Regions from separate parts of the Homo sapiens genome. Here region 2 is linked to region 1. A link is a loop called in an ENCODE intact Hi-C map of the cell type or tissue named here. Cell type or tissue: endothelial cell of umbilical vein. All regions are shown on one strand.

Region 1 (2,500 bases):
ATAATCTAACCGAAAGAAGTTTGCTTTACAAAAAATGACCCAGTCTGTTGTTGCAGAAAGCACAGCATAATTCTTGGACACTAGCTCATCCCAGTGCCAAATGGTAAAATATGTTCATAATTTCCTGATCTTCAACTTCCCATCCTCTAACCTGCTTTGGGAAAAAGCTGTGTGTGTGTGTGTGTGTGTGTGTGTGTGTGTGTGTGTGTGTGCATGTATATATGTAAATGTATATGTGTATGTATATGTTAATGCAAGAAACTGTAGGTTAAGGAAGAATTAATAGTAGAAAGCAGGTTATAAGAGTTATATGAACCTCTGTACATTTTTTTCTACCCAAGATAAAGACAAGGAAAATAGTAGAAGAGCATGTTATAAGGGCTTTCATTAGGGTCAGGCTCATTAAAACTTAATGAAGGCACCAGAGCCTCTCCAGCAATATTAAGATGGGTGTGTTTTTTGCCTATCAATAGAATGCCCCAGTCAGACAGACACTGCTGACAGTGGGTGGTACCAGGTGTTATCTGTCCCTAGAATGTACTACTTTGATGGCTTGGGATATTACCCCTTTTATTTGGCTGGCTTGAATTTGTCAGGATTCACCCTGTGGTAAGTTAACATGCTTCCATATTGGGGGGAAAAAATTGCCCATGGGCCAATGTGAGCCTCGCACCTAATAGAATACATCTGGCTCCGACAGTTTGATGCCCAGCTCTAAGCCACATTCGGCAACACAAATTAACAGCGTAGACATTGCCCACGCTGAGCAGGAAGTAATAACCTGCTACCTGCTACTTGGCCAAAATCTCATTATAAGCCATTACGGTAATTGAGGGCCAAGACTCTATGGATATTAGACTCCCTGAGCACCAGTGGTGAGTTCAGGAGAAGAAAGACTCATAATGCAGGCGGTGGGGCAGCCTGAGGAGAAACTGTGCTTAGCATCACACAGAGAATTCCGTCTACAGGGTGCTCTGTGGTGCAGGGAGAAGCCCACATGACCTCTCCTGGGGGGGGCTCAGGACTCCAGGAAGCTGATGTAACTATTGGTAGGCCTCCAGCAATGCTATACAATTGAAATTTTATTTGAATGAACATTGGGCACAGCCACAAAGGAAAGAAGAGGGCAAAATAAGCCAGAATGTTCCATGAGTAATAAGCATGGAAGCTGGCGAGGGGGTGGCAGAAGTAGCAATCCGTTCTCCCTAGAAGATGAGGCTCTCTAGGAGTACTGCATGTATAAGAGCTTGCATTCTTCCAGAGGGGCAACTTCTTTGCCCATAAATTCAGCCCACTGAGTCTCTGTGCAGGGTTGGGCAGTTGCGAATGAAGTGGTGTGAGTTGAGGGGAGGGAAACAGGACAGAAGTCCTATTAATCAATCAGTAAACCAACTGATCAATCAACCTGATTTTTGCTACCATGAAGATGGCCCTGGACTCAGAAAAAATGATGATGGCTTTCAATAAACTTTTCTAAGAAAGTGTCATATAAGGCCAGGGAGAGGAGTAATTGACAATATAAGAAACTGTCTGCAGAAATCCCTTCTTATCATCACTCTCTACACACACACACACACACACACACACACACACACACACACACACAGGCACACCCCAATAACAACTAAATTCTCCAATCATGGGGGCAATCTCATGCAGGGTTTTACCTAATGTATAATAAAAGCTCCTGAGTGCCATGTCTCTCCCGACACCACTGGACTGGTGAACACCTTCCTGAGAATCTCCAAGTGACAGTTTCATCCTACACCAGGTCTCAGTGAAGGGTTCCTTGCTATTGGCATTTTAAAGAATCAATAATTTAAGGAAAATCAGCACTATGGTGAAGGACATAGAGTGTTCCCGAGCATGGAGACACCTTGTGAGCCTTAAGCACACACCCTGCGCACCCTAAGATAATCTTCCCGTCTCAGGCAAGCCAGCCTCCTCACTTCCCTTCACCTAGAGGGTTAAGCACAGTCTGGAACCTGGAAAATGGCTGTGGTTGGTACAAGTGAGGCCTTCCCTATAACTAGATCCTTCAGGAAAAAACAAATTAATCAACAGTGAGCTGAAGTGGGTTTAATGATTGCATTCTGCATACAATCAGCTTTTCCCTTTTCAGGGGCCATCAATATGTCAAGGGAAGACATATCTGAAGGATATAGCTCTTAACATCAAGGTTATCTATTCTCCACAAGGCTCCCACTCCTTGCCTGGCTGATACTCCACGCTGCCTGTGTCTAACATTTTCATCAACTCTGCAATCAATCAAGGTAATAATGTTGTGCAAAAAATCAATTAACAACGCAATTAAACTTTCCTTATTATCTCAAAGGGCTGAAATAATACCTAAAGGGAAGATAGACTCACTGAACGCAGACATCCATAATCCAATGTGAAAGTGAATTATGAGGTTAGACAGATGCAGGCATGTGCGGGTGCTGTTATTTTCCAGGGGTTATATCTCATCACGGCAGTGTATCAGTCAGCCCCAATCCCA
Region 2 (2,500 bases), 210 kb after region 1:
TTGGATCTGTTGTGCTTCTATGAACTTTCAATGAGTCATTGACAATTTTTTGAGAAATTATTTGATGCTTAGCTCTCTTGAAAGACTAATAAAAATATTCTGGAAGGCAGAAGGCAATATATAAGCAGGCTGTCTCACTCATAGGGCCTGACCTTAGGTGAGACCTATGTGGCAAAGGCTCCAGAACCATCAGGTTGTTCATCCCATCTTTTTGTTAGTTTGCTTGTTTTGTTTGAGACGGACTCTCACTTGGTCGCCCAGGCTGGAGTGCAGTGGCACGATCTCCACTCACTGCAACCTTCGCCTCCTGGGTTCAAGCAATTCTCCTGTCTCTGCCTCCCAAGTAGCTAGGATTACAGGTGCCTGCCACTGCACCCAACTAATTTTTGTATTGTTAGTAGAGATGGGGTTTCATCATGTTGGCCAGGCTGGTCTCGAACTCCTGACCTCAAGTGATCCACCTGCATCAGCCTCCCAAAGTGCTGGGATTACAGGCGTGAGCCACGGCACCTGGCCTCATGTTTATAAATGGTCAGTGATAACCAAGAGGCAGTAGGCAAAAGATTCCTTGATGCTAAGCTATTAAGCTGGCCTAAATAAATGCATCTATTTTCCTGAGTCTTTGCTATTGTTTTCTGTAGATTTTGTTTATAATGATCAGACCTACTTAGCTTTCACATTCCCTGTGGCTGACATGAAAAGATAGTAGAAATCTAAAAATGAAAAACTAAAAGTTGGCTAAAAGAGACATACTGCCTCTGACAGGGCTCAAAACACAATACCCGAAATTGTGGCACCTTGACGTGCTGAGTGCTTTGAAACAAAAGACACTGGAAGGGCCTCAGAAGCAAGGTCTCTCTGGCCTTCTCTTACCTGCTCCCTCATCCCTCTGTCTCTGCCCTGCAGTGAGTTATAGAAACCAGAATTCCTCTTCCCTAAGTGGGGTCATCGAAACTAGAATCCTATCCCTTAAAGCCAGCCATAAAACCTAGAAAATTCACACTCTCTCTTCTCCTTTGAAGACTCTCATTTCAGAGGGTTCTGTCCTATAACCAGGGGAAGGAATGCTACATAGAGAGGCCAAGAAGAATCTGAACAGACAGGCCTTGCTAGGTTTCCCCTCAATCTATTCCCATTAGATCATACCCTTTGTCTAACCATGTTTCTACACAGCTGTCCATTCTTCATCAACATAAGCATAAAACTAGTTTTCCCTTTCATTTCTAAAGGCCCCCCCATCTCAGAAAACTTTGATTAAGTAAATTTCTTATCCTCTTCTCTTGTTAACCTGTCTTTTGTTATGGGCTGTGACCCTTATAATAGATGAGGAAAAGTATCGCATCATTCTGCCCCTGCACCTCCGAATCCTATAAGCCCAAAACAAATTGTGAGCAATAGTTTAGTCATCAAGTAACTTCCTTTTGAGCCCTCCTGAAAGCATTATGCTTGTTGGCATGAAGTTTTTCTGGCCAACATCTCCCCATCCCAAACATTTTTGTCTACATTGCTACCTCTTCACATACAGACATTTAAATTTCCTTTTATTCACTTTCACTTTGGCGATTTAATGAGTTGAAGCAAAACACTCTGTATTTATGTCTTCTGTGGAAACGTATTTTATGATATCTCAGGCTAAAAATGTTTTAAATAATTTAAAAAAACACAGTTTTTCTTTCGGTCTTTTTCTTCTTTTTTGGATGGCATACATTGAGCTGCTTCATGGAGATATACAGAAAAATCAATTGCTAAGCATAAAATGCAACTCACATTTAGGAAACTGCAAATGATAACTAATTATAATAAGTTGCTATATAAATTACTTTGTGACAGTCCCAGCAATCAATTTCAAACACAAATAGACCAAGCCCCTGGTTGGAGAGGAAGATGAGTACCTAACAACTGTGTCAATAAAAATAATGGCAAGATTGCCAACAATAGTCAAAGTAGAAAGGTTATCATCTCTAAGCAAGTTTCACAGCAAATTTCCTCTTCATTTTTTTTCTTTTTGCTTTCTTTCTTTTACACATTTCAAGTTCAATGTTTAATATGGCAAGCTAACTATGGCATATCTTCAAGACTATAGTATAAGCATCAGGAAATAAATAATTCAGGGACATTCACTAGGCTTGCAATTATCTTGCAAAATGTGCGTGCAGACAAGTTGAAATGAGATCCTCCACATGATAGCTATTGGCAAGGCAGGGTTATGGTAGATGTGCTGGATTATCTGTTTTACCATTACCACCATCTGCTTTCTTCTAAGGTTTTCTCTGTAGCTTCGAGGGAGAACTGAAAACTACATCGGAGAATCGCCTTCAGTGAATCAGCCTAGGTTAGAGTTGGGCCAAAGAGAGATGCTGGAGTATGATTTGGAAATCTAGAGAGATGGAGGAGCAGGGCAACGCATGGATAACAGCAATGACTGAAACAGTCTCCAGGTGAACGTGAGAATCCCCTCACTGGTGCTTCAGATAGAGAAAGTCAGTGGGAGACACCCAGA

Evidence for each region. A loop is a pair of places that touch in the nucleus more often than their neighbours do. Peaks named below come from ENCODE experiments on the same cell type or tissue, not always from the same donor. Only the 100,000 strongest peaks of a DNase experiment are listed, where the experiment ranks them.
Region 2: it touches region 1 in a loop (3-fold over the local background); 3 of 110 quality-filtered maps call a loop at or near these places.

Annotation. Positions count from the first base shown.
Region 1 is chr10:76,542,423-76,544,922 of GRCh38, reverse strand. All of the region lies in intron 6 of LRMDA (leucine rich melanocyte differentiation associated), which reads right to left. Among named protein-coding and RNA genes, the nearest start is that of KCNMA1-AS1, 340 kb to the left of the region's middle. In endothelial cell of umbilical vein, no CTCF peak of the experiment used is centred here; a DNase peak (open chromatin) is centred at 1,082; H3K27ac peaks cover 358 bases.
Region 2 is chr10:76,329,005-76,331,504 of GRCh38, reverse strand. The region is part of intron 6 of LRMDA (leucine rich melanocyte differentiation associated); the gene reads right to left. Among named protein-coding and RNA genes, the nearest start is that of KCNMA1-AS1, 560 kb to the left of the region's middle. In endothelial cell of umbilical vein, no CTCF peak of the experiment used is centred here; a DNase peak (open chromatin) is centred at 1,354; H3K27ac peaks cover 960 bases.